2 separate regions of the Homo sapiens genome follow, and region 1 is linked to region 2. A link is a loop called in an ENCODE intact Hi-C map of the cell type or tissue named here. Cell type or tissue: heart left ventricle. All regions are shown on one strand. Links, peaks and the distances in the headings refer to the core of each region. The heading gives the core; the rest is flanking DNA. Region 1 has its middle 37 kb from the start of OPRD1. Region 2 holds the start of TMEM200B (transmembrane protein 200B).

The links. Hi-C counts contacts between places; a loop is a spot of excess contacts. Peaks named below come from ENCODE experiments on the same cell type or tissue, not always from the same donor. Only the 100,000 strongest peaks of a DNase experiment are listed, where the experiment ranks them.
Region 1: it touches region 2 in a loop (3-fold over the local background); 1 of 110 quality-filtered maps calls a loop at or near these places.

Annotation. Positions count from the first base shown.
Region 1 is chr1:28,772,835-28,777,212 of GRCh38, forward strand. No RefSeq gene overlaps it. Among named protein-coding and RNA genes, the nearest start is that of OPRD1, 37 kb to the right of the region's middle. RefSeq lists an enhancer at 2,323-2,617. In heart left ventricle, for the core only: no CTCF peak of the experiment used is centred there; a DNase peak (open chromatin) is centred at 2,487; H3K4me3 peaks cover 908 bases.
Region 2 is chr1:29,122,828-29,127,205 of GRCh38, forward strand. It overlaps TMEM200B (transmembrane protein 200B), which reads right to left and starts at 1,076. Exons shown (of 2, transcript NM_001003682.4): 1 at 1,029-1,076. RefSeq lists enhancers at 490-1,349, 1,350-2,209, 2,210-3,069. In heart left ventricle, for the core only: a CTCF peak has its summit at 1,806 (motif pointing right); DNase peaks (open chromatin) are centred at 622, 1,614, 1,854 and 2,044; H3K4me3 peaks cover 2,609 bases; H3K27ac peaks cover 2,589 bases; H3K27me3 peaks cover 1,374 bases.

The DNA of each region.
Region 1 (4,378 bases), core at 303-4,302, 350 kb before region 2:
CACATGATTTCATACTGGTGATGTTAACTCTGATCACTTGGTTACAGTGTTGCCAGACTTCTCCATTGGAAAGTTATTAATTTCCTCCTTTGTACTTAATATGTAACTTAGGGGATCGGATATACTTGGAAACTTTTTTCTTTTTGGAGACGGTCTTGCACTCTTCCCCAGTCTGGAGTGCAGTGGCACAATCATTCCTCACTGCAGCCTCAACCTTCCGGCCTCAAGCAATCCTCCCGGGTATCTGGGACTGCAGGCATGTGCCTCCGTGCTTGGCTTATTTTATTTTTAAATAGGGATGAAGTCTTGCTGTGTTTGCCAGGCTAGTCTCAAACTATCCTCCTGCCTCAGCCTCCCAAAGCGCTAGGATTACAGGTGTGAGCCAAGGCGCCCAGCTGAAACTATCATTCTTTGACCCACTAACTTTGGGCAGCTATGGATTGTTATTGCATGCAACAAGTGTTCCTGTGCCATTTGCCAAATGTTGCTTCACGATTTCTAGTCCTTCTACATTTATTAATTAGCACTCTATTGTAAGGAGGTGTCCCTTCTCTGTATTTATTCAGTATATCAGTATGGATTCACTTTTGCTCAAATTGTCTCAGCTTTGGCCATTAGGAGCTCCTTAAAATTGGCTCCTTTGTTTTCTTGACATGCTGTCATTATTTTTGGTGGTCTGGCTTTGTGGCTTATGCCTGTAACCCCAGCACTTTGGGAAGTTGAGGTGGGAGGATTCCTTGAACCTGGGAATTTGATACCAGCCTGTGCAACATATTGAGACCTGGTCTCTACAGAAAATAAGCCAGGTGTGGTATGCTCCTGTAGTCCCATCTGCTGGGGAGGCTGAGGTGGGAGGATGACTTGATCAGGGGAGGTTGAGGTTGCAGTGAGCTGCCTAACAGCAAGGCCCTGTCTCAGAAAAATTTTCTGGTGTCTGCCCTTCTGGTACTGTAAGATGTTCCCTGGGAATCTTGTATTTTCCCTGCCCCAATTCCACTTTTTTCCAAGAAATTCTGCTTCCTTTTATTGGAGAATGTTTCAGAATTATCGAGGTGTTTTTTCGTTTTGTTTTGTTTTTTGCTTTTAAGATACAGCGTCTCTTGCCCAGGCTGGAGTGCAGTGGCGCAGTCTCGGCTCACTGCAATCTCTGCCGCCTGGATTCAAGTGATTCTCCTGCCTCAGCCTGCTGAGCAGCTGGGATTACAGGTGCCTGCCACCGTGCCCGGCTAATTTTTGTAGTTTTAGTAGAGACAGGGTTTCACCTTGTTGGCCACGCTGTTCTCAAACTCCTGACCTCGTGGTCCAGCTGCCTTGGCATCCCAAAGTGCTGGGATTACAGGCGTGAGCCACCGTGCCCGGCCCTATTGAACTTTTTTTAAAGGCAATTCTTCAAATTGCAATGGATTATTAAACTGGGACTTATTACCAGGGTAAGTGGAGAATTATTGAGACTAATCAAAACACTTAACCACTTTATTTTGTCCTCACCTTTTAAAAAGCTACATGTGAATGAATCCTCTGGAATTAGAGGGCTTCCACTTGACAGTACTTCAGCTAGGGTATGGCTCAGTGCTCATGGGTTTACATCCTTTCACGATGTCTCTGTTAAGCCTTGTAAATAGAGACCCCAAAACGTTAGAAGTCCTACCTAGAATGTTTGAAGTCCTGGTTCCCACACCTTGGAGCTTTCTCTACCAGTGAGAAAGTAAATGCTCTTGTAATAAAAGTTTTCGGCCGGGGGCAATGGCTCACGCCTGTAATCCCAACACTTTGGGAGGCCAAGGCAGGTGGATCACCTGAGGCCAAGAGTTCGAGACCAGCCTGGCCGATATGGTGAAACCCCGTCTCTACTAATGTCTACTAATAATACAAAAATTAGCCGGGTGTGGTGGTGCACGCCTGTAATCCCAGCTACTCGGGAGGCTGAAGCAGGAGAATTGCTTGAACCCAGGAGGAGGTGGAGGTTGCAGTGAGCCGAGATCATGCCATTGCAGTCCAGCCTGGGCGACAAGAGTGAAACTCCGTCTCAAAACATACTAAAAAAATTAAGTTTTCGTTTTTCATTATGGAGCTAACATTGCACTTGATGTTACCACTTATTTGACTTTTATTTGAAAGTTGACTTGTGGCCTGCGTGTCATGAATGTTTTGAAAATGAGAGTGGAAGTAAAGGTGTCCCTAGGATTCAGATCTGTAAGTCCACTTGCAATCAATTTTTTCTGCTTTAGGAAGCAATGCCACTTTGTCATGAGCATCGCTCATCGCTAGTGGTTTCTGGGCAGCTGGTGCACCTCCTTACTACTGAGAAGCCTTTGGAACTGTGATGTTTAATTACAGCTGCCGGGTTTGCACGTGGGAAGCTGACATGGTGTGGTGAAAGCCAGCGGTCTTCAGCTAGTGGAGGGAATTACAGAAGGTCCCACGCCCTTTAGGGCCCTTGGCTCCGGGTTTCCGGGACAGGCTCTGGAGCTCCGCCTGCGGGGGCCGGGCTTGGCGGCTGGACGGCGCGTGCGCCGTGCCTGCGGATGGAGGAGGGCCACCTTCTGCCCGGCTGTAGCCAGGTTCCCTCCATGCTTCCCCACCCCGTCGCAGCCTGGTTTTTGTACGCCTTCTCTCTGACGGCGGTTGTGCCACCTTGAGCTGCGGCTCAAGATGGTGTCCGCCCTTGCTTCTGCGCCTGTGCGGAAGCGCCCGGCCCTCACCTGCGCAGGTGAGCTGGGTCGTCTGAGAGGGAAATGGGGTTTCACACCACCCTGCTAACCAGGCAAAGATGACATTCGTGTCATGTGTAGCTTATTGCTTTCTTCGGCCTCTTCAATAATGCTCAGACATGAGGCTTGGTAAAGGTTGGAAAGCTGTTAGCCGACCTGCGGGCCGTGGGTTCATGTACTCGAAAAAGTTGAGGTGCCTCTGAAGGGCAGCTCCCCGAGGAAACTCCCAATTTTGCTGCCCTCTCCAGGTGTGCGTGTGAGTGTACTCATCTGTTGTTTCCATGTGTTAGTTAACCTGTATTTTGTGAGCTCCTGTCGCTACTATTGTTGGGCATTGGGGAAAAGAGAAATAAATGAAGATTCTTGTTTTCTCAGCATCCTGTTTAAGGAATATACCATCTTATATTTGGCGAGCTCCATAAGAGCAGAGCTACCCAGAAAACTGCCCCTATCTATATTGGCGTTTTTTCCCTAGCTTTTCTTTATCTCTGGAAACCACAGGAGCCCTTCGCCTCTTCATCGTCCTCCACAGCTCAGCTCTCTCTCATAGGCTGTCTGTGCCATCCTTCAAGAGGTCTGTGATACTGGGCAGGTCAGAGAATTGCTCTGTGCACGCATTTTCTCGTCCGAAAAAGGAAATTGCCTCTGAAGCCACTTGATGGTATGAGTTTTACAGGGATTTAAATTGACGTTACTGGTGCTTTTTTTTTTTTTTTAAATGGAATCTTACTCCATCTCCCAGGCTGGAGTGCTATCTCCCAGGCTGGAGTGCAGTGGCACGATCTTGGCTCACTGCAACCTCTGCCTCCAGGGTTGAAGCGATTCTCCTGCTTCAGCCTCCCAAGTAGCTGGGATTACGGGAGCCCGTCACCATGCCTGGCCAATTGTATTTTCAGTAGAGACGGGGTTTCACCTTGTTGGTAAGGCTGGTCTCTAACTCTTGACCTCAGGTGATCCGGCCACCTCCGCCTCCCAAAATGCTGGGATTACAGGCGTGAGCCACCGCGCCGGGCCCCAGTAGTGCTGTTCTAATTTAAAACAAACAAACAGCTAACACAGTTCAGACAGTTACACATGCAGAATAAAAAGTGTGTACAGGCCGGGCGCAGTCCATCCTGGCTAACACGGTGAAACCCTGTCTCTACTAAAAATACAAAAAATGAGCCGGGCGTGGTGACGCGTGCTTGTAATCCCAGCTACTCGGGAGGCTGAGGGAGGAGAATCACTTGAACCTGGGAGGCGGAGGTTGCAGTGAGCGGAGATCGCACCACTGCACTCCAGCCTGTGCGACAGAGTGAAATTCCGTCTCAAAAAAAAAAAAAAAAAAAAGGACCACTAACGTCAATTTAAATCCCTGTAAAACTCATACCATCAAGTGGCTTCAGAGGCAATTTCCTTTTTTGGATGAGAAAATGCGTGCACAGAGCAATTCTCTGACCTGCCCAATATCACGCAGCTCGTGAAGGATGCCGCAGACAGCCTATGAGAGCAAGATTCCGTCTCAAACAACAACAAAAATCTTGGTATAATATTTGGCTAGGCCGGGCGCAGTGGCTCATGCCTGTAATCCTAGCACTTTGGGAGGCCGAGGCGGGCGGATTATGAGGTCAGGAGATCGAGACCATCCTGGCTAACATGGTGAAACCCCGTCTCTACCAAAAATACAA
Region 2 (4,378 bases), core at 239-4,238:
GCCTCGGGATCCGGGCCGCACAGCTTAAGCCCTCCCGATTGCTGGCCGCGCCCTGCCTGCGGCCTGTGGCCTGGATCCCGGGCCCAGCAGGAGTAGCCGAGCTGCGTGCGGTGTGGCCCCCACGAAAGGGAGGGCGAGGGAGAAGACGCGGCCCCCGCCCAGGCGCCCCAGGCCGCAGGAGAGGAGGCTCAGGGCCTAGCTGTCCAGGGTCGTCCTCACTGCTCGCGTCCGCTTCCTAAAGAACCACCGCGCTGGAGCCCGCAGCCGAAACCTCGGGGAGGCGGCCTTGCTCCCCGACCCACGCCCCATCTGCACCCCAAACCTCAAAGCAGGACACCCATCCCTGCCTCCGACTGGAGCGCTCAAGGCCCGGGCCTAGCAGGGAGCCGCCACTCTCCCGCGTCCAAAGCCTGGTTTCACAGATTGCAACTACGGCCCAGGGAGGCCGGGGAGACTGCCCGACCCCGCACTAGGCGGGGGCTCTGCCAGGTCCGACGCCGGGCTCCGGGGCCCCAGCCCTAGACCCCTCTCAGGACAGCCACGGGAGTATCCAGGAGGAAGCGAGGCCCATCCCCTCCTTGTCCCTGAGTTTGCAGCCCTTTCCCCAGCCCGCAACCGGAGGAGCGATCATCGCTTCAAGCCAGAACTGGCGCTCTCAGCCCCGGCTCCAGCAAGGTCACCCGGAGCCCCGCGCGTCGCTGCCGCGAGGGAAGCGAAAACAAGCAGAGTGGGGACATGGGGACACGCTCAGAGACCCCGAGCCGTGGAGGTAGTGGGCCGACGCTGGGGACACCAGGGAGGCGGAAACTTGGGGACACAGCGCACAGCCCGACAGAAGATGCTGGGGCCGAGTCCCCAGGACTCCAGGGTCCCGCCACCGCCCGCGTCCACACTCCCGCCTGGGGGAACGGGAGGGCCGCGCTCCCGCCCCCAGGGGCCCTGACCGAGGGAGGGAGGGAGGGAGGGAGGGACCAAACGAAAAGTTGGGAAAAGTGGAGTGCGGACCCCTGGACCCCAGCTCGGCTCACCTGGCGCCGCAGCGCCGCGCGGGTCCGGGTCCCAGTCCGCGCGCGGAGGCTCCAGAGCCGCCCGGGTCTCCACGGCCCGGCCCCAGCCCCGCCCCGGCCCCGCCTCCAGCCCCCGGGACCGTCCGACCCGCGCCGGGCCCGGCCCCACCGCCGCTGAAAGGCGGCAGCTCAGGTCAAAGGATCGCAGGTAGGCGCCCTGTGCGCGCCTGGTGACTCCGGGCACCCGTGGCCCGAGTTCTGCCATCCCCACTCTCCCACCCCCAGCTTACATCGGTCGCAAAGGCCCACAAAGGCGACCCCTTCCTACATGGGGAAACTGAGACCCGGGACCCAGGAGCCCCGACACCCGCACGTCCTTCCCCGCTTCCCAGAGCCCCTCATCCCAGGCGCCCGGGGAGCTTCCAGGAGGAGGCGGCCCGAGTCCCTGCTCTGCCCCGGTCCCGCAGCCCTTGCTGTCGCTGAACCTCGCGGACTTCATCTGTGCAATGGGCACCAAGGCTTCAGCCTCGCAAGATGCCGAGAGGCAAGAGCCAGACGCCAAGGGCCAGCCCGGGGCGACTCCGCAAAGCCCTCAGCGAAAGCAGCGCCCGGGGAGGGGCGGGCCTTGTAGCTGAAAGGACCGGACGGGGTGCGGATGTGCCGCCGGGTACTCCTAAGAACAGGCGCCCCTTCGCCAGTGGGGGAGCGGGCTTGTTCCCAATAACGGGGAGGGTGCTGAGAGCTGCGACCCCGCCGGCGAGCCCGAAGGGGGCGGCCCGGCCTTCGCGCCCTCCCGCCCCTGGAGGCAGGAATGCAGAGCGGGGGAGCCAGGGCGGCCGGCGGTCGGCCCAGTTTCCATGATGCGGGGGGCGGGTTCGGGGGAGGCGGCGACCGATTTCCAGGCTCAGCGGTCAGGCCGGGCCCCCCGGGAGGAATTTCCGGCCTAGGATTGATTAAGGCCCGCCCCTCCCCCCGGCCGTGGAGACCCCCGGCGCGCAGCCGGGGGGAGGGGCGCTAATGAGACCCGGCTGCGCGCCGCGGACAGGGAGGGGACCCGAGGAAGGGGCGGGCCAGGGGCCGGGGCCACCCCCCGACGCGGGGCGGAGCCGGGTCCCGGAGCCGCACGGCCAGGCCAGGCCTTGAACCTGAGCTCCCACCCTCTGGGTCGGCGGAGGAGAGTGGGGGTGCATCAGTGCCCCCCGGGACCCCCTCTTCCAGCTCTTAAAAGCCCCCTCGGGGGGTCGGTGAGGTAACGGGCGGACCAGAGGGACCACAGTGGGGAAGACCGAGCCTCGGCTCCCGGGCTTCATCCCTGCGAGGCCGTGTGCGAGATCGAAGCCAGGGCCTCCTTCTTGCCTCCCCAGTCCGACTGGAGGCTCCTGAGGTCTCGGTCCGCTCCACGGAGGCCTCCCTCCAGCATCTTTGCTTGGGACCCCCGCCCCCATCAATCCTCCGCTTCGTCCACTCCCCGCACACTGACCCCACCGCGGTCGCACCTCCGCCTCCCAGCTCTCCCTCCCACCCCTGGGCTCCCTCAATCCCACTCCATGCCTGCCTCTCCCAGCCCACTGCTCTTCCTCCAATAAGCCCGGCTTCTAGTCTGACTCCCTGGGCCCCTCGATCATCCCCTGCCTCCAGCTCTGTGAAGGGCCCTTTGTCCACCCAAGCACGGGGTCAGCCTTGGCCCCTTCCTCTCCCCCTCTCATCCCACTCACAGAGCCTTGGGGGCCCTGCTCTTTTCATCTGGGGCCAGCCACGTTCTCCCTTTCCCATGGCCACTGTCCTGCTCCGGCGTCCAGGCTCCTCCTGGAGCCCATGGTCTCCTGCCTCCCCGTGTCCTAGTGCGCTGCAGACAGGCAGCAAGGGTTTCCACTCTGAATCTGAGCCTGCCACTACCTGCTTAAAACCATCAGTGACTCCCCAAATCGAGTTGGAAATCTCTTCTTGTCTCCACGAACTGGCCCCGGGCCTCTTACACTCCCTCAGGGCTTGGTTGGTCCTTGCTTTCCGGCAGGAACACTTACCCCCTGGTCGTGCCCTTGCCACCTTCTACACATCCTTCAGACCCTGGGCCTTCCCCCAGCCCCCAGACCAGGTCAGTACCCGCTCTCCTGCTCTGTTGTACACCCTCACAACACCAGCAGCTTCCCTGTGCACCTGCAAACTGAACCCACTGGGAGTGGAGTCTGTTTCCTGTCTGTGTCCCCACTGGCCATGACTCTGAGGGGGCAGGACTAGGTCTGTCTTGCTCATCCCTGGAGCCCTGTGCCCAGCACAGTGTCTGCCCACAGCTGGCCATCCCCATTAGAGGAGGGTGTGCAGGCCTGTGTCTCCTTCAGCCCGAATACCTTCCTGATCTCCATGCCAGGTGCCCTGGCCCAGACAGCAGGAGAAAGAAAGGACTCCTCTCTGTCTCAGGCTCCTCATTTGTAAAAAGGGAGAAATAATACCTACCCCACAGTGTTGTTTTGAAGGTTAAATAACAGTTCACCTGTGGCCGGGTGCGGTGGCTCACACTTGTAATCCCAGCACTTTGAGAGGCTGAGGAGGGAGGATCACTGGAGCCTAGGCGTTCAAGACCAGCCTGGGCAACATAGCAAGACCCTGTCTCTACAAAAAAATTTAAAAATTAGCCAGGTACTGTGGCGCATGCCTATAGTCCCAGCTACTCGGGCGACTGAGGCAGGAGGATCTCTTGACCCCAGGAGTTTGAGGCTATAGTGAACCATGATTGCAAAGCCTGGGTGACAGAGTGAGATCCTGTTTCAAAATTTTTTTAAAGAAGCTGGGCCTGGTGGCTCATGCCTGTAATCCCAGCACTTTGGGAGGCCGAGATGGGAGGATGACTTGAGGTCAGGAGTTCGAGACCAGCCTGGCCAAATGGTAAAACCTCATCTCTACTAAAAATACAAAAATTAGCCGGGTGCGGTGGCTCACACCTGTAATCCCAATACTTTGGGAGGCTGAGGTGGGCGGATCATGAGGTCAGGAGATCGAGACCATCCTGGCTAACACGGTAAAACCCCGTCTCTACTAAAAAATACAAAAAATTAGCCGGGTACAGTGGTGGGCGCCTGTAGTCTCAGCTATTCGGGAGGCTGAGGCAGGAGAATGGCGTGAACCTGGGAGGCGGAGCTTGCAGTGAGCTGAGATCGTGCCACTGCACTCCAGCCTGGGCGACAGAGCGAGACTGTGTCTCAAAAAAAAAAAAAAAAAAAAAAAATTAGCTGGGCGCGGTGGTGGGTTCCTGTAATTCCAGCTACTCAGGAGGCTGAGGTGGGAGAATCACTTGAACCCAGGAGGTGGAGGTTGCAGTTAGCCAAGATGGTACCACTGCACTCCAGCCTGGGTGACAGAGCGGACTCTGTCTA